2 separate regions of the Homo sapiens genome follow, and region 2 is linked to region 1. Evidence: chromatin loops called from intact Hi-C (ENCODE). Cell type or tissue: CD14-positive monocyte. All regions are shown on one strand. Links, peaks and the distances in the headings refer to the core of each region. The heading gives the core; the rest is flanking DNA.

Region 1 (11,595 bases), core at 1,797-9,796:
AGCCGAGATAGCACCATTGCACTGCAGCCTGGGCGACAGAGGGAGACTGTGTCCCCCTCCCCCAAAAAAGTCAAATTTGGATGAAGGACTAAATAAAATAGATTTATAAGGGACTAAAATTTCAACACTGGAAAAACCCTTAGATGTTACCTAGCTTGATGATGTATTTTATAAAGGAGTAAACTCAGATTCTATTATCTTTGATAACTACAGTTCTGTTTTCCCCACACTTGTTTTCCAAATTTTTACAGGGTTCCAGTTTAGAGAATTTCATGATCATTCTGGCATTTTTATGACTCTTCCTTAGTTTTTAGAAATAAATTGGAGGCCAGGTGTGATGGCTTATGTCTGTAATCCCAGTAGGAGGCTGAGGTGGGAGGATCACTTGAGCCTGGGAGTTTGAAACAAGCCTGGGCAACATATTGAGAACTTGTCTCTACTAAAAATTTAAAAAATTAGCCAGGCATGGTGGCGCACACCTGTGGTTCCAGCTACTCAGGAGACTGAGGCAGCGGGATCACTTGAGCCCAGGAGGTCAAAGCTGCAATGAGCCATAATTACTTCACTGCATTCCATCCTAGGTGATAGAGTGAGACACTGTCTCAAAAAAGAAAAAAAGTTGTAAAATAAACTAAATACAATAAGTTAACAAGAAATTTGTGAATCGTAAGTTCAATTCAGAAAAGACTGCATAAAGAACAAGAGAACATGGCTGGGCACAGTGGCTCATGCCTGTAATCCCAGCACTTTGGGAGGCCATGGCGGGTGGATCACTTGAGGTCAGGAGTTCGAGACCAGCTTGGCCAACATGGCGAATCCCTGTCTCTACTAAAAAAACAAAAACTAGCTGGGCATGGTGGCACACACCTGTAGTCCCAGCTACTCAGGAGGCTGAGGCAAAAGAATCACTTGAACCCAGGTGGCGGAGGTTGCAGTGAGCCAAGACTGTGCCACTGCACTCCAGCCCGGCTGGAGTGAGACTCCATCTCAAAGAGGGGGAGGTGCGGGGCCGGGGCTGGAGCTGGGTTCGGTGGCTCACGCCTGTAATCCCAGCACTTTGGGAGGCCAGCACGGGTGAATCACGAAGTCACGAGTTTGAGACCAGCCTGGCAGCTTGACCAACGTTGGTGAAACCCTGTCTCTGCTAAAAATACAAAAATTAGCCGGGCGTGGTAGCTCACACCTGTAGTCCCAGCTACTCAGGAGGCTGAGACAGGAGAATCACTTGAACCCGGGAGGCAGAGGTTGCAGTGAGCCGAGATTGTGCCACTGCACTCCAGCCTGGGCTGGAGTGAGACTCCGTCTCAAAAAAAAAAAAAAAAAAAAAAGTCCAGGCACGGTGGCTCACGCTTGTAATCCCAGCACTTTGGAAAGCCAAGGCAGGCAAATCACGAGGTCAGGAGTTGAAGACCAGCCTGGCCAACGTGGTTAAACCCCGTCTCTTCTAAAAATATAGAAATTAGCCAGGCGTAATGGCGGGCACCTGTAAAACCAACTACTCGGGAGGTGGAGGCAGGAGAATCGCTTGAACCCGGGAGGCAGAGGTTGCAGTAAATTGAGATCACACCATTGCACTCCAGCCCAGCTCACAGAGTTGAGACTCCGTCTCAAAAAGACAAAAACAGACTGGGCATGGTGGCTCAGCTCTGTAATCCCAGCACTTTGGGAGGCCGAGGCAGGCGGATCATGAGGTCAGGAGATCGAGACCATCCTGGCTAACATGGTGAAACCCCGTCTCTACTAAAAATACAAAAAATTAGCTGGGCGTGGTGGCGGGCGCCGGTAGTCACAGCTACTCAGGAGGCTGAGGCAGGAAAATGGTGTGAACCCAGGAGGCGGAGCTTGCAGTGAGCTGAGATTGCACCACTGCACTCCAGCCTGGGGGCAGAGCAAGACTCCATCTCAAAAAAAAAAAACAAATTCAAATCCAGTACTTTGATGAAAAGGAAAACTTGGAATAGGAGAAAGTATGAGTCAGAGAGTAATATGTAAGTTTTATTGATATGTGCACATTTTTAGGAGGACTGCTTTTCTTTTTTTTTTGAGACAGTGTCTCACTCTGTTGCCCAGGCTGGAGTACAGTCGTGCGATCTTGGCTCACGACTGGCTAATTTTTGTATTTTTAGTAGGGACAGGGTCTCGCCATGTTGGCCAGGATGGTCTTGAACCCCTGACCTCAGGTGATCTGCCCGCCTCGGCCTCCCAAAGTGCTAGAATTATAGGTGTGAGCCACTGCACCCAGCCTTTCAATTTAATGCAATATTTTAGCTACCGTGCTCTTTTACAACGGTTTTTTTGTGAAGATGGAGTCTTGCTGTGTTGCCTAGGCTGGTCACACACTACTGGGCTTCAGGAATTCTCCCACTTGGGCCTTCCAAAATGCTGGGATTGCAGATGTGAGCCTGCACGCCTGGCCCTAGCTACCATGCTTTATGGTAAAAGGAGTATTGGGAGCCTTTTAAAATTACCAAGAATGGGTATAAAAGTTTTAAATGGATACACAAGAATAAAGAAGTTTGCTGTGAAGGCCAGGCGTGGTGGCTCATGCCTGTAATTCCAACACTTTGGGAGGCCGAGGCAGGTGGATCACCTGAGGTCAGGAGTTCGAGACCAACCTGGCCAACACATAGTGAAATCCCGTCTCTACTAAAAAAAAAAAAACAAAAAAAACAAAAAAAAAAACAACAAAAATTAGCTGGGCTTGGTGGCACACGCCTGTAGTCCCAGCTGCTTGGGAAGCTGAGGCAGGAGAATCGCTTGAACCCAGGAGGCGGAGGTTGCAGTAAGCCGAGATTGCGCCACTTTGCACTCCAGCCTGGGCAACAGAGCAAGACTCCGTCTCTCAAAAAAAAAAAAAAAGTTTGCTGTAAGATTAATTGGGGCTGTTTTATGAGCTTTCTGGCTGGACATATCAGAAAACTATTTTGTATCGAGTGTGAGAAGAAGCCTAACACTTACTATAAGCAGCATACAATATTATCACCTGTCATGTCCCTGGTTTTCTTACCATCCAGATATTATCTAACCAATAAGAGTGCTCCCTAATGCCCTTTTTATTTCATTTATCATTTTAGCAGCGTCACCCTTTACACCAGAAAGCTGGCGGGCACTATGGGGAAAAAACAAAACAAGAAGAAAGTGGAGGAGGTGCTAGAAGAGGAGGAAGAGGAATATGTGGTGGAAAAAGTTCTCGACCGTCGAGTGGTAAAGGGCAAAGTGGAGTACCTCCTAAAGTGGAAGGGATTCTCAGAGTAAGTTTCACTGACACAGGTAAATGTAGCCACCACGTGTTTATCAGGAGTCTAGAGATGTATGAGACCTCCAGTGCTATGATGGATACAGTGTGACTCAGTCCCCACCTTCATGGCTTATTGTTTAATTAGGAATATGGCCTACTGCTTATAATACAAAGCAGAATGACTTCTTTTTAAAAATTATTTCTTTTGAGACGAGGTCTCGCTCTGTCACCCAGGCTGGAGTACAGTGGTGCAGTCATAGCTCGCTGCAGCCTCAACCTCCCAGGCTCAAGGTATCCTCCCACCTCAGCCTTCTAAGTAGCTGGTACCACAGGCATGCACCACCATGTCTCGCTTAGTTGCCCAGGTTTGTCTCTTAACTCCTGGCCTCAAGCAGTCCTCCCACCTGGGCCTCCCAAAGTGTTGGGACTACAAGCATGAGCCACTGTACCCAGCCCATAGTGATTGCTGAGAAACAGTTTTGTGTGTGGCTACAGACCAATTTAAATTGACAAATAAAAGTCATTTGCCTTTGAAGGAAGCCAGTTTCTTAGCTTTCTATTTATACTAAAAAGCTTCCCCATTCCCCAAGAATTTCAGCTTTTCCATAGACATCTGAGGTCTTGTCCTCTTACGATTATCCTTAGTATGAGTATACTTATTTGAGTGAAAGTGTGACTTGCTGTGCCCTCTGGTTTCAGTGAGGACAACACATGGGAGCCAGAAGAGAACCTGGATTGCCCCGACCTCATTGCTGAGTTTCTGCAGTCACAGAAAACAGCACATGAGACAGATAAATCAGAGGGAGGCAAGCGCAAAGCTGATTCTGATTCTGAAGATAAGGGAGAGGAGAGCAAACCAAAGAAGAAGAAAGAAGAGGTAAGAATAGAAGTAAGAATTTTTACTAGCCCACAATTCAAACTACTGTCAAAGTAGTTTTGTTCTGCTTCTTCCCTGATATTAGCAGCTGTCTCTTCTTAGTCCTGAAATCTTAGGTAGGCTAATGCCTACAAAGTGAGAGTGTACTGTCATGAAGCCACATGATCTCTTACTTTTTATCCATGGTACAGGAGCAGTAAATGGAAAACTTGCTGGGGACAGATATAAGGGCAAGTGAATTCATTCTTGTAAAAAATAGTTTTCAATATTTAATCATTAAAGGTGTGAGGTGGCTATTTTGACTTAATCAGTATCTTAAAGTAAGTTGTTTTTTGAGAGTGAAGAGATAGTTGTAAACATTGATTTTGCTTGGGCTGTATGTCCCTTTTCACATAGGGAAAATCTCATGCGCTTCAGACATTGATGAATAATCACTCCAAAGGATTCTAACAGCTCTCTTACTTGAGCCAAGGTATTGGTGAAATATTGGCAAAAGAGTTTGTGATTGGGCCGGGCACGGTGGCTCACACCTGTAATCCCAGCCCCTTGGGAGGCCGAGGCGGGCGGATCACAAGGTCAGGAGATCAAGACCATCCTGACTAACACGGAGAAACTGGGTCTCTACTAAAAATACAAAAAATTAGCTGACGTGGTGGCATGTGCCTGTGGTCCCAGCTACTTGGGAGGCTGAGGCAGGAGAATCACTTGAACCTGGGAGGCAGAGGCTGCAGTGAGCCGAGATCGCACCACTGCACTCCAGCCTGGGCGACAGAGTGAGATTCCGTCTCAAAAAAAAAAAAAAAGAGTTTGTGATTACATTAATCAGAGACACAGGAATGGTTCCAGTCTGGATAATAGTCCCATATAGATAAAATTGTTCTACCCATCTTGTTTTTACAGTCAGAAAAGCCACGAGGCTTTGCTCGAGGTTTGGAGCCGGAGCGGATTATTGGAGCTACAGACTCCAGTGGAGAGCTCATGTTCCTGATGAAATGGTGAGTCGGCCAGTGGCTCTGTGTGGTTGTTTTTTTTCTTCTCCCATTGGTTTCATGCCAGAGGAAAAGAGCTGGACCTTCGAAATTCCAATCACCCAAGTGTGAAATTGTTAAGATGGCATAGTCCTTCGATAGTGACCCTCGGCCTGACTGCCACCCTGGACTCATGAGTTACAGGTAGGAGCCCTTAGGAATCTTGGGTCTTTGCCCATATTTTTAGGAGGTGGGAGACAATCTAGAGTGGAAAGAGTGTGGGAAGGAATTACATTTCACTTCTGTAAATAAAGGGGGAGAAAATGAAATGTGATTGGACCACCCTCTCCTTCTACCACCTCCTTAATAAAGATGAGGCTGGCCCCAGAATCAGAAATTCTGCTAAATTCTCAGGGTTAGGAAAGAATCTGTAGTTCTTCCTTTTGTCCTTAATTGTTGGATCCCTTTCAATTTGTGCAGATTCTACAATTACAGGATCAGCCAGCAGGGGTCAGCAAGGCTCCTTAACTGCTATCAAGCATAGAGCAAGCCTGCTTTTTTCCATTATGAGTATAAATACCAGTGATAGTAATACTCCATGAAACAGCCTAATGAAGATAGTTATCCCAACAATCTCTGTAATTTTCCTACTCTGTCAAAAGAAGGCCATTCTTCCTATTTCTTGCTCATTCTCCCCACAAAGTGGATCTCAATGATTGTATTTAAAATTTGGAAGGAATAATTCTAAGCCATTGCCAATGAAGGCAGCATTCTAGAAACTTTGTCCTTTAAAACACACACACACACACACAGTCTATGGAGCTTTGTCCTTTTGTCAGTCCAGAACTTACTCTGAAACTCGTGTCTGTACTAATTATCCTCTTTTACAGTATGGCTGGAGGGGCCTAACTTTAGCACCACTGAAAGCCAGAGTCACAACTAACTAACCTATTCTCTTCTATGTATTCCCTAGGCAGTTACTGGAGCTGCCCCTCTTTTAGCTGATTTATTGTTAACCTATAAGAGAAAAGTTCATTTTTAAGATGCTGCTTATTGGGTGGGAGAAGTTATACTGTGAGTTACTCAGTTTAGCTAGAATATACTTTTTCTGCATGTGACCAGTGTGAGTTACAGTAGTATCTCCATATTGCTTAAGATTGTACTCCTTTGGTTGACTCACTACTGTCTTTTTTTTTTTTTTTTTTTTTGAGACAGTCTCACTCTTTCGCCCAGGCTGGAGTGCAGTGGCACGATCTCAGCTCACTGCAACCTCCGCCCCTCCGGGTTCAATGATTCTTCTGCCTCAGCCTCTCAAGTAGCTGGGATTACAGGCATGTGCTACCACGCCTGGCTGATTTTTGTATTTTTCATAGAGATGGGGTTTCACCATGTTGGCCAGGCTGGTCTCAAACTCCTGACCTCAGGTGATCCACCCACCTCAGCCTCCCAAGGTGCTAGGATTACAGGCGTGAGCCACTGCACCTGGCCGACTCACTGCTGTCTACAGGTTAAAACTGGATTTGATTATAAGACAAAGTACATTTTAAAAAGTTATTTTACTGGAGAATAGAGATTTTTGTATATTTCTAAAAGTAGTAAATATTTCTGGGGAGTGAAATGACTAAATTTAACTCAGAGGGTGTTGTTCAGCTGTCAGCAAATGGCAGCATGCTTCAGATTCCCATTTCCCTCCCATTCTCTTGGGTCCATTGTTCAAAAACATACATTATCAGCTTACTCTTCTGCTCTATGGGACTATGTGGCTCTGATTTCCTGTTATTAAGGTTCTAGAGATTTGGGGTGGTGCTTTGTCAGAGATGTCATCAGGTGTCTCCTGCTTGCTTTACGCTACTGCTTCTGTCTAGGACATTCCTAATAACCTGAAGATAAGAGTTTGTTTTTTTTTTAAATGAGACAGAGTCTCGCTCTGTCACCCAGGCTGAAGTGCAGTGAGGCGATCTCTGTTCACTACAACCTCCACCTCCCAGGTTCAAGCGATTCTTGTGCCTCAGCCTCCCGAATAGTTGGGATTACAGGCGCACGCCACCATGCCTGGCTAATTTTTGTATTTTTAGTAGCAACACGGTTTTGCCATGTTGACCAGGCTGGTCTTGAACTCCTGGGCCTGCCCACCTTGGCCTCCCAAAGTGCTGGGATTATAGGCGTGAGCTACTGCTCCCTGCCTAAGAGTTTACTCCTAATTCCCTTATAATGTGTATGATTTTCAAATTTTGAAAACTTTTTTTTTTTGAGACAGAGTCTCACTCTGTCGCCCAGGCTGGAGTGCAGTGGCATGATCTCGGCTCACTGCAAGCTCTGCCTCCCAGTTTCACGCCATTCTCCTGCCTCAGCCTCCCAAGTAGCTGGGACTACAGGTGCCTGCCACCACACCAGGCTAATTTTTGTATTTTTAGTAGAGACAGGGTTTCACCGTGTTAGCCAGGATGGTCTCGATCTGACCTCGTGATCCACCTGCCTCGGCTTCCCAAAGTGCTGGGATTACAGGTGTGAGCCACTGCGGCCAGCCACTTGAAAACATTTTAAAATTCAGAAAACTACAGCTCCCTCATTTTCTACTCCCGATGTTGAAACATCATTTCAAAGCACCTGGAAGTTATGCGAGGATAGCATTTGGAAGTGTCAGTGTAATTACGATTATGCAAAAAGTGTCCATCTTCATTTGCTCTGGCCAATGCCAGATGTGGTATTTAATCCTATTACGGGCCGGGCGAGGTGGCTCATGCCTGTAATCCCAACACTTTGGGAGGCTGAGGCAGGTGGATCACCTGATGTCAGGAGTTCAAGATGAGCCTGGCCAACATCTTTAGTAGAGATGGCAAAACCCCATCTCTACTAAAAATACAAAAATTAGCTGGGTGTGGTGGCGCACACCTATAATTCCAGCTATTAGGGGAGGCTGAGGCAGGAAAATCGCTTGAACCCAGGAGGTGGAGGTTGTGGTGATCCGAGATCATGCCACTGCACTCCAGGCTGGGCAACAGAGTGAGATTCTGTCTCAAAAAAAAAAAAAAAAAAATCCTATTACAAAGCCAAGATTTCTCCATGGGTTCTTATCAGCTGGGATATGGCTTTTGGAGGAGTGTGGTAACTTCTCTTCCCTCAGAGAATCTAGGTATCCTCTCTTCCCTCAGAGAATCTAGAGAGTCATGCTTTTTGGGGCCTTGCCCAGATGTTCAGATGTGATTGGTTAAGTCCATTGACCTGGCTTTTGACATACACGAATCCCCAGAGGGAATTTTCAACAGGAGAGTTAACTCTGAGGATGTCACTTGACATACAATTGCCAGTAAATGCTGCTTGGGCCACGTTTTCATTGTTCCCTAGCCTATTTTTCTAAAATTACCATTTTTAAAGCACTGTCCCCTGGGTTATCCAACTTAGGATAGACCACCAGCACCTGGTCTCAAAGTCTCTCTTTGCTTTATTCTGCAGGAAAAACTCTGATGAGGCTGACCTGGTCCCTGCCAAGGAAGCCAATGTCAAGTGCCCACAGGTTGTCATATCCTTCTATGAGGAAAGGCTGACGTGGCATTCCTACCCCTCGGAGGATGATGACAAAAAAGATGACAAGAACTAACGCTCCTGAGTACCAGCCCCTGTCACATCTGACTGTGGGTTTCAAGTGGGAAGGGAAGGAGTTCTACTTGTCTTGACACCATAGAGGTGGCTTGAGAAGATGTCCTTTGAAGAGCCAGTATAGTTTCTGTGCCCTGCAGCAGCCCAAGTGCTTTAAAGCCGTTTCAAGCTGTATAGTTTGCACACCCATCCCAGTGGAGGGGAAAGGGGATAAGTGTTTCAAGGCAACCTTTTCTGCACTTTGCTGCGAAAAGCAAAGGGCCTTCTATGAAGGACAAAACTTGCAGAATTGGGTGTGTGGGAGAGCAAAAAAATACTGTAGATCTTCAAAGAGCATCTCCACAACCCACAGCCTTCTTCCCAATAGTGTTAACTCTGCATTTTTACAGCGTAGCATGTGTGTAGTTTTTGGCTATTACTGGTGTATTATTTGGGGGAGGGAGGGATGGGGAGGGGAGAAAGGGAGATGGGTAGCATCATTTTGATTAACATTTGGGGCCTGATAGGGGAAATGGTGAAGCAATGGAAAAGAACAGACAACTAATGATTTGCTTCTATGTCCAGAATATTTTACCTTTAAAAAAATGTCATTGGCACCATAAATAAGGACTGTGAGAGACTGTTTAAAAGCTGTGAAAGTCTGAAACCTATAAGCCAAGGTGTTCCCTGCCTAAACTTATTGCTGTTCCCACAAAGGACTAAGCCTGTTCATAAGTTACCAAAGTTGCCATTTTGGAGATGGAAATTGACGAGGAGGGAAGGTCTTTTATTGGAGAGTATACAGTACAAGCAGATCATTCTGCCTTAGAGGTGCTAATTCCCGAAATTAGAAGACCCTTTCTTTTCCAGTAACGAAGTTATAAATATCAGCTTGTTCATCCAAGCCACTGGCTGAGGTGTTAGGAAGAGGAAGAGGGTGGTAGAGGAGGTAAGACAGTAGGGAAAGACAAGGGCCCATGCTCTTAGTGGGGAAAACTCTTGGAGCCGTTTACTTTGAGCTTTGAACACTGAAACCATTGTTGGCAGGGTTCAGTCACTGACAGCACAAGTTTCACTGAATTGATCCAAGAGTTTAGTGATTTCAAAAGCCTTGGTCTCAGGAGAAGATTAAACTTTCATATTGGGCAGTGGTTCACTTTAAAACACACACATACACACACAAAACAATTTTTTAAGAAATCCTAATAAGTAACATACCCAAAATGCTCTGTCTTGAGTCATGAGAACCATCAGTTCTTGATATTGTCTAGACTTGCATCTAGAGCTACGTTGTAAAATTCTTTTAGGCATGTGTTAGATTTCTGTGTAAACTTTGTTTAAATGTAAACTTCATACTACATTGTCAGTTTTTGTCTTAATAAAACTATAGATTTATAATCCCTGATTTCTGTCTTAAGTCTTACCAGGAACCCTTCTTGCCTTATAGGTTCAGCCTGTTGGAAATGGCTTCCTCACTTGAATGGTTTTATTTCTTGAACACTGTAGGCTTGAAAATCTAGTGCCTGGCCTGAATCTTTAAGTGGTCACACCATGTTAATTTAGTAAATACTTACTGGGCATTTATCAGTTGCTGCAGAGGTTGTAAAGATGGTCGCATCATGCTGTCTTCAGTACTGCCAAAAGTTTATTGAGCACTCTGACCTGATAGCACTTCCAAACTATGGTATATTTGGAAACATGGGTTTTTAAGTTAGGTTTAGATCCTGCCTATGGTATGTAATAGATTATATGACCTTGGCTAAAATCTACTTCTCCAAAATTTTCCAGGAATTTGGCCCTGTGTTTGCGCACTGATTTAAAACGTCATTTTCTGCCTATGATTTTTTTTTTTTTTTTTTGAGATGGAGTCTTGCTGTCACCCAGGCTGGAGTACAGTGGTGTGATCTCGGCTCACTACAACCTCTGCCTCCCAGGTTCAAGCGATTCTCCTGCCTCAGCCTCCAGAGTAGCTGGGACTACAGGCGCGTGCCACCACACTTGGCTAATTTTTAAATTTTTTTAGTAGAGATGGGGTTTTGCCATGTTGGCCAGGCTGGTCTCGAACTCCTAACCTCAGGTGATCCACCTGCCTCGGCCTGCCAAAGTGCTGGGATTACAGGCATGAGCCACTGTGCCTGGCCTTGGACTTGCCTTTATTTTTTTTTATTTTTTTTTTTTTAGTCTTGCTCTGTTGCCAGGCTGGAGTGCAGTGGTGCGATCTCAGCTCACTGTAACCTCCGCCTCCTGGGTTCAGCGATTCCCCTGCCTCATCCTCCTGAGTAGCTGGGACTACAGGCGTGCACCACCACACCCGGCTAATTTTTTGTATTTTAGTGGAGACAGGGTTTCACCATGTTGGCCAAGATGGTCTTGATCTTCTGACCGCATGATCCGCCCGCCTCGGCCTTCCAAAGTGCGGGATTACAGGAATGAGCCACCACATCCGGCCAACTTGTCATTTTTGTAACAGACATAGGATTTCCACTGAGAACAAATCAGTGTAACAGTTGAGTACTACTCACTCGTGCAAAGCATTTGTTTAAAATAAACTGATGTGTAGATAATTTTTTCAGAAAGCCTCCTCAGGAAAGTTCTCAGGAGACATAAGTGGAGCTGGGGAGCCTTACTGAAGGTCTGGGTCACAGACAGGCCTTCCCGCACAGAGGTCTGAGTGTGTGCCCTGGTGGTGGTTGACAGTAGCACAGCAGTCGGTAGCTAATTAAGGGAGTTTAAGTGGAGGTGTTCTGGTTCTGTTCTGCACCATCAGATGCACTGAAATGAAACTACAGCCTTGGTTTGTATCCCAAATGGACTGCTAGTCAGCTTTGGTCTTAACCTTTGGAACTGACTGACTTGTCATTTGTGGCATTCCTGAGCTGTTGTAAAAACTGTATCATTCTCCCCCAGAGAAAACAGTAATACTGATAGGCATGCAG
Region 2 (11,165 bases), core at 3,166-11,165, 92 kb after region 1:
TGTTGAGCGAGCTGTCAGGGCTAGTTTCTATGACAGACCTACTGATCGACTCCACGACAAAATAAAATACGGGGCCGTGTCTCTCCTCGGCCCTATCAGGTTGACAGACAGTCTGTCACCATTGTATGTCATCTTTCACCTCCTAATCGCTCAAGCTTAGGGGAAATCTGTGTTTAATGGGGAATCTCTGCAGGATTTCCTCCCAAACCTGCCTCCTGAACGGCAGGCCTCTATTTCAATCTCCCGGGGCTCCTGTGGGCGTTCTCCAATTTTCTGGATTTCACACAGAACTCTTCTAGCTACAGGGCCCTGCCTCCATTGTTGCTGTTTGTTAGAGGTGATTACAGGTCTCCTAGGATGGCTCAATATTCTGCAAAAACAGAATGGATAGTGATGATGGTGGTACAGCAATGTGAATGTCACTGAACTGTACGCTCAAAAAAGGTTAAAATGATACATTTTATTCTATGTATGTCTTACCTCAAAACCAAAACCAAAACCCACAGATGGATAAGGAATGAAGAGAGCTGCCTTGGCTCTTTGACCCCTTGTAGGGTGTGTGCTTGTAACCCGTATGGCCAGCGCAGGGCCATTCCCAGTGTCTCCCCTTCCAGAAGCACACTCAGCTCCCCCACCTCCTGCTTCCTCACCTCCCTGGTTAATACATCTCAAGGTCATTTTTGGAGTTGAACATCTGGAGGCTCCTTAAACACACTTTTCCAGCACCAGACTTGGGGCTGGTCTGACCAGCAACTCAGTTTGTGGCTAAAGCCACTTTAGCCACACCCTTGACATGTTTTGGCACTTGAGGTCTAAGAAATTCTCCCAGGGTTTTTGTGTGTGTGTGTATGTGTGTGTGGGGGGAGGGGAAGGATGGAAGCAAATTCAAGGGACCAGTGACTTTGCTTTTTTTTTTTTTTGTATTTTTAGTGGAGATGGGGTTTCAGCATGTTGGCCAGGCTGGCCTCAAACTCCTGACCTCAAGTGATCCACCCGCCTTGGCCTCCCAATGTGCTGGGATTACAGGTGTGAGCCACTGTGCCTGTCCTCCATGTTACTTTTTTTTTTTTTTTTTTTTTGATTCAGGGTCTCTGTCGCCCAGGCTGGAGTGCAGTGGTGTGATCTTGGCTCGCTGCAGCCTCTGCCTCCTGGACTCAGGTGACCCTCCCACCTCAGCCTCCACAGTAGCTGGGACTACAGGTGCAGGCCACCAAATCCGGCTAATTTTTTGTATCTCTTGTAGAGACGGGGTTTTGCTATGTTGTCCAGGTTGGTCTCGAACTCCTGGGCTCAAGCAGTCCACCTGCCTCAGCTTCCCAAAGTGCTGGGATTACAGGAATGAGCCACCATGCCCAACCTGACTTTGCTTTTTCTTGAATGACAGACAGAACTGTCTTCTGAAAGAACTAAGTTCTTCCTTCCCTGTGCTTTAAGATTAGTTGTGCTGGGTCTGCCCTCAGGCATTTGGGGTTCCCCTCCCTTCTACCAGGGTTAAGGGGCAGTGCGGATGCTCCTCGGTCCTGGTCCCCAGGTACAGATGCAACTACCTCCCTCCAACCTCACTGGCCCAGGGCTCTGCGTTCAAGTCCTCTGCCAGGAGAGAGTTAAGGGCTTGGGTTTAATTTGCCCGTTAATCACAGTTAAAAGAAGTAATGAGCGTCTCCCCAAAGCCTGGGTGTTTCTCTGCAGATTAAGCAGCAATTTGCATAGCCCCTTTATTCATTCCCACCTTCCCCTGTGGGGCGGCTTGTCCTTTCAGACACAGCCAAGCGCAGCCAGTGGCGGGAGCGGTTTGACAAATGGCTTTGCCATGCTCGTGGTTTGGGCGAGAGGGAGGGAGGGGAATGCTGGGAGGGAGAGAGCAGCTCCCGACAGTAATGGATAGCTGGGGCGTTAAGTAGTGCAGAACTTTTTATTAGATACACAGGAGAAGTTTAAATATTCAAACTGGTTTTCTTTGAAGCCTGGGGAATGAGAGGAGGGTGGCGGGCTGGCTAAGTAAGAGTTTACTCAGGGCCAATTTACTCAGAGAGGCCCTGGCAGTCACCAGGGAGGAAGGGCATCTGGAGGACACAGGCAGATCCGGGTCAGCTGGTGCCCCCGGGCTCTACACGCCTGCAGCAGCCTTGATGCCCTCCTGCTGGGCTCAGGCTCTGCCAGGCGGGACAGCTACCCTGGACGCAGCTCCTCGGGCCCGATTGCTCAGAGGGCAGAACGGCTTGCTCAAAGCCCAGCAGATGGTGGTATTCAGACAGGGAGGAGGCCCCAGCTTTGATAGCAAACCTAACTCTATGAAGCAATGATATCTCCAAAAGGATGGGACAATAGCCCTCTACTTTCCTCTCCAGAAATGTCCTCAACCAAACAGTGAAAGAGGAGAGATGAGGCCCAGAAATGATCCTCGGGGTAGGCAGGCACTCTGCCCAGGCTGGTCTCGAACTCCTGGGCTCAAGTGATCCTCCCGCCTCGGCCTCCAAAGTGCTGGGATTACAGGCGTAAGCCACCCCACCTGGCCATCAGTCCATTTAAAAAGCTGACTTAACCCCAATTTTCTTCCCAAACTTCTTGTGCTTCGTGAGACTCTTCCTTTGTGTTAACTTGTAAGCCACATGATCATAATATGTCAGAGGTCAAAGTCATTTTAGAGAGCATTAAGACAATTAAAGTTCAGAGAAGCTAACGTTTGATACTCCAAGAGAGACATAAATGTGGTCAAGACACCATTCCTGCCCGCAAGCAGCTCAGTGGGCAGGCACTTCAGGAAGGCATATAACACAATAAATAAGAGCTCCCCCCTCCTAAGGATATCTGCATGGGGCTGCAGGATGCTGCTGAGGGATGGAGTGACTAATTCTGCAGGGACAACTGGAGATGTCCACAGAGATGCATTTGGGCCTCATCTGAATCGGGGGTCAAGATGGTTTGGAGGGAGCCGAGTAAAGGATGGGGCCTCGAGGACACATGTGGATTTGATGTCTTGGGTGGGTAGCCCAGGCTGAAAAGGCTGGTGGGGTTCCAATTATGCAGGGCTTGGCGGCTGCTACTCTAGGAATTTGGGGCACTACAGAGCCTCAGAGTTTCTAAGCAGGGAAATGACTAGGGTGAAAAGGCCCAGGGTGGATTAGAAAGAGCAGCCAGCAGAGCCCAGGACACCACTGATGAAACTGTCAGGAAATAAAGAGAGATGCAGTGTGGGTGTGGACAATGGCTTTGATTTGGGACATGTTGGAATATGGGGCACCAGAACACGACTTTCTTTTTTCTTTTGAGACAAAGTCTTGCTCTGTCACCCAGGCTGGAGTGCAGTGACGAGATCTTGGCTCACTGCAACCTCCGCCTCTGGGTTCAAGCGATTCTCCTGCCGAGTAGCTGGGACTACAGGTGCATGTCGCCACGCTCAGGTAATTTTTGTATTTTTAGTAGAGACGGAGTGTCACTGTACTGGCCAGGCTGGTCTCGAACTACTGACCTCATGATCCACCTGCCTCAGCCTCCCAAAGTGCTGGGATTACAGGCGTGACCCACCACGCCCGGCCTAGAACACAACTTTCTAACCTCAGCTGAGGGTATTTCCACCCCACCGCCCTCTCACAACAGCTAGTCTGAGCCTTACTGTGCCAGGCACTGTTTTTTTGTTTTTGTTTTTGTTTGAGACGGAGTTTCACTTTTGTTGCCTAGGCTGGAGTGCAATGGCGCGATCTCGGCTCACTGCAACCTCCGTCTCCTGGGTTCAAGCGATTCTCCTGTCTCAGCCTCCTGAATAGCTGGGATTACAGGTGCCTGCCACTATGCTGGCTAATTTTTGGTGTTTTTAGTGGAGACGGGGTTTCACCATGTTGGCCAGGCTGGTCTGGAACTCCTGACCTCAGATGATCCGCCTGCCCTGGCCTGCCAAAGTGCTGGGATTACAGGCATGAGCCACTGCGCCCGGCCTCCAGGCACTGTTCTAAGTGGTGTGCATGCTCACCACAGCTTCCTACCCAAGGTCTTCGTCTTCATTTTACAGGTGAAGGAAATGAGGCAGAGAGGTCCAGCAACTTGCCCAAGGGAGTAAGAACAGAGACAGAGTTTGACCCAGGCAGTCCAGATCTCAAGAACGTGCTAATCACCAACACACTGTATTACATGTTTGTCTTCCTATCACTTTTATTAAATTTTGTATGTGCATGTACAGGAGTTGGGAAAGAGATCAAACAAGTGGCAATTAGATTAAATAGGCCCAATGAGGTGGCTCACACCTGTAATCCCAGCACGTTGGGAGGCTGAGGCAGGAGGATCCCTTGAGGCTAGGAGTTTGAGATCAGCCTGGACAACATAGTGAGACCCTGTCTCTATTAAAAAATAAGTTTAGGTTGCCAGGCACGGTGGCTCACGCCTGTAATCCCAGCACTTTGGGAGGCTGAGGCGGGTGGATCATGAGGTCAGGAGTTCAACACCAGCCTGACCAATGGCGAAACCATGTCTCTACTAAAAATACAAAAATTAGTTGAGCGTGGTGGCAGGTGCCTGTAATCTCAGCTACTCGGGAGGCTGAGGCAGGAGAATCGCTTGAACCTGGGCGGCAGAGCTTGCAGTGAGCTAAGATCACGCCACTACACTCCAGCCTGGGTGACAGAGTGAGGTTCTGTCTCAAAAAAAAAATAAATAAATAAAATAAGTTTAGGCCAGGCATGGTGGTTCATGCCTGTAATACCAGCACTTTGGGAGGCCGAGGTGGGTGGATCACCTGAGGTCAGGAGTTCAAGACCAGCCTGGCCAATGCTGTGAAACCCAGGCTCTACTGCACCTGTAATCCCAGCTACTTGGGAGGCTGAGGCAGAAGAATCGCTTGAACCCGGGAGGCAAAGGTTGCAGTGAGCCGAGATCGCGCCAGTGTACTCCAGCCTGGGTGACGAGCAAAACTGTCTCAAAAATAATAAGTTTTAAAAACAGATGAAATAAAAATCATTAACAGAACAGGTAGGAGTGTATGAAAAGGCAGAGAAGAGCCACAGGACCTGGGTTTCTGGGGAGAAACTGTACGCAACCATTAATTCTGGGGAATTAATGGTGGTTGGGAGGTGCATGTGAGGAGCTCCAGCAAGGTTGGCTTCTGCTCCCAAAGGCTGGGGATGTGCCTTTCTTTTGTCCTCAACTCCCGGCCAGGTCTCCAGAGCAGGTTAATTCTTTAGATGGGTGAGGAGATGTTCACTCTGAATGATGCAGCTTGTTCCCTGCTCTGAACTGGCAATAGGAAAGGAATTCTAGATGTGCCAGACTCCCCATGATACTGGCAGGCCCTCAGAGGGGCACAGGGGGTGGACCGCTGGGGCCCAGATGAACGAGCCTTAGCACTCCACTTATCCCATGTTCACAGTCAGCCACTGCAGGCTGCAGTGCAAAGGGATCCTACTTTTGTGGTCTATAAAGAGAACCACACCGGAGAGGACACGGTAGAACTGACGCAGGGAGAGAGGCAATGTTTGGGCAGAGAGGCAGTGAGTGGGGCTGAGCCATGGCTGGATTTAGCAAGCAGAGAATTTTGGAAAGGTGACTCGCTGCTTCCTTATCTGAAGCCGGGTGAGGAGTCTTAGCCAAGTAGTGAGAGGCGTTGCCTTAAATCCTCTCTGGAAAGAGGTGGGATAAAAGTCAACACAAAAGTATAGTGTGCTCTTGGCAGCATAATTCACATCAAACTAAGGATTCTGAGGGTGTAATCTTGGTGCACCGCTTCCCTCTTTCCCTGAAAGAGGGAAGTTTCAACCTGACTGCTTGAAACTTGGTCTCAAGCTCCCCTAAAGCCCCTCACCTCTCCTTTCCAAGAAGACAAGTTAGGCCAGGATGGAGAGTCCTCATCATGGTTCCCCAAACCAAAAATAAGAGCTCACACATGTCCACCAAGAGCCTCCTCCGCACCAGGCAGCGTTCTAAGAGCTCTGCATATCTTAACTCATTCTGTCCCTACAACGACTTCTGAGGGCATTCTGAGATACACAAGCAGGAACCCAAATACAACCAGTGAAGCTCAGGGAAGCTGGAGGCAGACCTGAAAGACACAGAGCTGCTCTTGCCAGGGAGAACCAGCCGGGTGGATCCCTTCAGTGCCTTCAGCATGGCCAGGAGGGCTGGACTCAGGAAGCAGGCGGCGGTAAAGGAAAGGGAGGCTAAAGGTTCTGGAGAACAAACCCAATGTTATCGAGTTAAAGGCTTTCATGAAACCACTTGCCTCAGCCTGGGGATCAGGGTGGGCCTTGATGTCACCTGTTAAGCAGTCACCTAGTATCTCTGATCCAGAGCAGTGGCCTAACCACACTGCTTACCAAGGGGGCCAAAATCAGCTGAGAAAACTCTATCTAAACCCACTTCCCTTCCTGGGAAAATAGCCAAACCTCAGTGAGCACTGCTTCCCCTCGCTGACCTTAGGCAGGGCTGGGAAAGCAGGTCAGGTGCTCATCTGCAAGCGCAGGGGCAGAAGCTTTGGAGGCCTGAACCCGGTCTGCCATGGTCACCTGGTCCACGGGGTTTCTCCCTGAAGCTCCATTGCTGTAAGCAATGGAGTCTGCGTAACAGCTGGTGACTGGGCAAAGGACATTAGAGTGGGCAAGGGTAGTATGCCTCAGTGAACTGACTGCTACTGCAAGAGGCTGGCCAGATGGCCAACGGAGCCAGCAGCTGAACAGGTGGGGCAGGAGCTAGAAGGCAATCTCCCAGAGGGAGAGGGACCAAGAGCAGCAGGCAGTTCCCTAAGCCAAGAGCATCCCTCCTGAGTGTTGAGGCCAGAGTGCAGTCCACTTACCTCCTCTATACCCTGCTAGTCTGCGGAGTCTTACCTCCATGTTCAACACCAATATTTTTCCAATTCCCGGACTTCTCATTTCAGCCCCTGATCCCCCAGAAAGAGGTGACCAGGCAAAGATTGGGGGGAAGTGGTGGGTTGACATTAATTGATAGGAACGGCTTCGAGCAGTTCATGCTGCCTTATCTCTCTCTCCTTTGGCTGGAGTCCGCGGGGTCGGTGATTAATAGGCGCCATCACTCACTGTCCAGGACGGCTGAAAGGCAGTGGGGAGGGGGTGGCCCTCCCCAGAACTGAGATAACAAGCAGCAGGAATAATGAGTGGTGTCACTCCACTTTTCATTTTGATGGAAAGTCATTACGGGAGTCAACGCCAGCGACAAAGAGCCATGAATCAACTGCTCTGCTATGAAATTAAAATCGAATTGCCAGCCACCCCCAACCCCTACCCTTCCTGGGAAATGGGGATGGGTAGGTGGCTTGGGAGAGGGCTGCTATCCTGGGGTGGGCTCTATCCGATCACAGAGCGGGCAGTTATGGGCAGGAAGTGGACAGGCAGCCAGGGAAGGTGACAGCTCCTGTCTCCACCTTGTTTATCAGACCCTTCCTCCCCAAACCGCATTTTCCCTCTGCCTGGAGGTAAGCTGTGATTAAAAGGAAAATGCAGCTTTGCTGGCTCCAACAAGGCTGCTGCTTGACCGCTCCCCCAGGGCTTCTGGCCTGAGTCGGGCGGCCTGGGCCTGGTTATGGAAAGGGGCCCACACGTAGCCATCCCAGAGCCCCTTACTGAACCATTTGTAGATGTGGGGTCCTCTTTATCACCAGAAGCAAAGGGGAAAAGTCCTCAACTTGGGGCTCCACAGTGACAGCTGATGGCCTGGGGAGCCCACCTGGATCAGGGAGCCCACCTGGATCAAGAACCCCACGAAAACAGGTGCGAAGCCTCAACTGCAGGCTCAGAGAAGCAGCATAAGGAACTGTCAGTACTGAAGCAAGAGTTTTTTCCTCTTTTATTAAGTCCGCTATACTAACTAGAAGGAGAATCTGTGGTTTTCGCCTGATAGACCACAGGGCCAATCACCACAGCTTCTTGTAGAGAACATGGAGAGTGCCAAGATCACCATCAGGTGCCGCTTCCTTCCTGTGGCTTTCCATCTTCCAGTCAGCCTGGTCTTTTGCCTTGAAGGGCCCCAAAACAACAGCCCTGGCTATCATCTTCATCCCAAAAGCGGAGAAGATGGGCAGGCAAGAACACGGAGGGTGTCACAGAGAGGTTCCCATCAGGTTCACAGGGCGCCCGCTGTACCTCTTGGAGATGTCAGCTTCAATCTGAAAGAGTGATACCAAGTGGGCAGAAGCAGGGGTGCTCAGGGCCTCATTTTGCACAGACTGGGAGTCCTCCCACTGGCAGGCCTCCCTTTCCCATCTCACCAGCTTCTGCAGCTCCTTGGTCTTCTCCAGTAGCAGGTCCAGCTTAGGCTCCAGAGCCGCCTGCTCCTCAAGTGCCTCCTGCTGCTTCTGCACCATCAGCTCTTTCTTCAAAGCCAGCAGCTGGGACTGCTTCAGCTTTTGCTGGAGGAATTCAGTCACTCGGTCCACATACCTGTGCGGGGCACTCAGGTGAGTGCTGGGTTAGCTGTGCATCCTGAGCATTCCCATTCAGCTGCTGGGGAGGTGAGAGGCTCGGGAAACCAAACCCCCAACTGGCCGCTTACCCTCACATCCTTAAACCCTTTCCTTTTAAGGAAAACCCACTCCCAGTTCCCCTGTCCTACTCAGGAAGCAAGCAGATTCTTCCTGTATATGTGAAACCTCCCCCTCTTGTCCCAAAGAGAACCCCTATCCCCAGTGGATGGCAATGGCCAGGAGGCAGGGATGGGGTTTAAGGGGTCATGGAACAAGAGGAGGAATACAAGGAGGCAGAGCTGCTCAAGATGGCAGAGCCTTGCATCAAGGGGAAGCCAGACCTTGGTGAGGCCAGGATCATAAACAGGTGTTGCAGCTGAAGACTGGTAAGCTTGCCAATCAGATCCTCCAGCACTGACACCATGGTAACCATCTTCTCTTTGGTCTGGCCCTGCAGGATGGCTGGAGCCAGCTGGAACTGGCTCACAGACAGGACATCTGCCTCCTCACTCAACTCCACTGCTCTCTGGGCTAAGAAGATCTCAAGCTGAGGACAGAAGAAAGATTGGTTCAGGCTGTACATGATGGCTCACACTTGCAATTCCAGCACTGTGGGAGGCCAAGGCAGGAGGATCGCTTGAGGCCAGGAGTTCAAGACCAGCCTGGGAAACGATGAGACCCTGTCTCTACAGAAATGTTTAAAATTAGCCAAACATGGTGGTGTATGCCTGTAGTCCCAGCTACTCAGGAGGCTGAGGCGGGAGGATCACTTGAGCCCAGGAGTTTGAGGTTATAGTGAGCTATGATTGCTGCACTGCACTCCAGACTGGGCGACAGAGAAACTCTTTTTAAAAAAAAAGGAAGAAAGAAAAAAAGAAGATAAATTGGTTCAAACTGAGAGAAGAACTCAGAATCTAAGCCCTCGGACTACTCGAAATGCAAAAATGAGACATGAGGGCTAGACTCTGGGTAAGGAGTTTCCTCTGAACACTGTAAGCGCTAGGAGAGACTACTGTCACCCTTCAGTCCCCACCTCCTATCTCATCCTAACCCCAGACCTCTGTCCTTTCTCCCCAGCCTGGGATCAGATAACTGAGAATACAGAGACTCAAAGGGTTCTCTCTGCCCAGGGAAGGTATTTATTTTGTCTCCATGGGAGGAATGAGATTCAGGGAACAGAAATACATGTTTGAGAAGCACTGGATTAAGGCAAGGCTGAAAAGAATACAAGAGCCAGCCATATTAACTTATCAATCCTATTCTGCCGTTAAAACTTCACAGATATCTTTTGTCCTCTCCCCTTGAGGCTGGGAGGAGCCTCTGGGCAGAAAGAGGAGAGAACTGGGTGAGGACAGAACTTTCAGGAGGCTCTCCGAACCAGCAGGCTACTGGGAAGGGAGCAGATACAGAGATTAACAAAGACAGGACCCCGTCCTCCCAGCCTTACAACAAAGGTCCAAGAACGCTGGCTCCTTACGCTGGGCTGCTCAACACCTTAGCCACAGGGATCGTCCTTAAACACAAATGAGATCATGTTCCTAACCTGCTCGAAACCTCCAACAGCTTCCCAGTTCACTCAGAGGCAAACCAAGGTTCAGACGCTACATCTCTGAGCTCTTCTACTCCCCACCAGCTCTCTCTCCTCAGCCACACCAGCCTCCATGTTGCTGGTCAACTGTGCAAGGTCTGCTCCCACCTCGGGACCTCTGCACTTGCTCTCTCTGCCTGGGAAGCCCTTCTGCCAGACATCTGCATGGTTCTCTCTGCACCGCCTGCAGTCTTGATTACAGGTCACCTTCTCAATGAGGCCTTCCCTGACCACCAGATACAAAACCATAGCCCTTTCCAACATCCTCGTCATCCTCCCCTACTTTCTCTTTCTCCGTGGCATTTGGTGCCATCTAGCATCCTGCATATTTTATTTATTTATCTTCTTTCCAGTCTGCATTCCCCATTAGAATATAAGCTCCATGAGGTCAAGGACTTTGACTGTCTTATTCACCACCCAAGTTCTGGTGCCTAAGGTAGTGCCAGGTGCCTAGGAGGTACCTGATAAGTAACTGGATGAATAGGAGGCATCTAATACGTGAGGCTCCTGCTGTAGGACACAAATAGCACTCACACCCTTCACACAAACAGGAGGGGTCAGGTCAGGCATCTGGAGTGAAGCCACCTGTGCTGGTGCCATGCCTCCCCCCTGCATCTTCCAGAGATGACAGTACCTCCATGAGCTCATCAAGGAACTGATTCCGGGTCTCAGTGTATTCAAGCAGTGTCAGGGCATCTGGGCCCCTGGCAACACCTTCTGGAGCTGCCAGGAAGAGACAGAGAAGTGATAAAGGATCAGAGGACTGGAGAAGGAAAAGACCCTCAAGTGTGAGAAGCCCTGGAGGATTAATACGGACAGACTCACTGTGCTAAAGCCACTTCTTGTTCTAATCCAAGGGGGAAGGCTACCTTGTCCCAGGTGTCTCAGCTCTAATCAGGTACCACTTTCCAACTCCCAGACTGAGAGGAGGACCAGAGCTGGGTTCAGAGGGGTAGAAAGGCCGGCTCTCTGCTCTGGTGGACCGCAGGAGGTAAAGTTTCATCCTGCACCGCCCTCTAGTGGCTCAGACACCACTACGTCTTCTCTGCTGTTGGGGCGGGGGTCATGTCACACTCCAGGGCCCCGATCCCCCTAGAGCCCTCCTACCATAACAGCTGGCCCACATGTGGTCTCTAAAAAGTTGAGAGTTTCTAAACTCTCAACTTTTAAGAACCT

What was found. Peaks named below come from ENCODE experiments on the same cell type or tissue, not always from the same donor. Only the 100,000 strongest peaks of a DNase experiment are listed, where the experiment ranks them.
Region 2: a loop joins it to region 1, with 3 times the contacts of the local background. A loop is called at or near these places in 9 of 110 quality-filtered maps.

Annotation. Positions count from the first base shown.
Region 1 is chr17:48,068,521-48,080,115 of GRCh38, reverse strand. It overlaps CBX1 (chromobox 1), which reads left to right. Exons shown (of 5, transcript NM_001127228.2): 2 at 3,075-3,251; 3 at 3,938-4,115; 4 at 5,016-5,110; 5 at 8,537-10,057. The coding sequence starts at 3,112. The coding sequence ends at 8,681. Among named protein-coding and RNA genes, the nearest start is that of NFE2L1, 26 kb to the right of the region's middle. In CD14-positive monocyte, for the core only: CTCF peaks have their summits at 5,410 and 5,610 (motif pointing right); a DNase peak (open chromatin) is centred at 5,585.
Region 2 is chr17:47,978,376-47,989,540 of GRCh38, reverse strand. CDK5RAP3 (CDK5 regulatory subunit associated protein 3) reads right to left here. Exons shown (of 14, transcript NM_176096.3): 11 at 10,624-10,712; 12 at 8,743-8,948; 13 at 8,207-8,378; 14 at 7,760-8,104. The coding sequence ends at 8,039. Among named protein-coding and RNA genes, the nearest start is that of CDK5RAP3, 13 kb to the right of the region's middle. In CD14-positive monocyte, for the core only: CTCF peaks have their summits at 10,834 and 11,033 (motif pointing left); a DNase peak (open chromatin) is centred at 10,990; H3K27ac peaks cover 588 bases.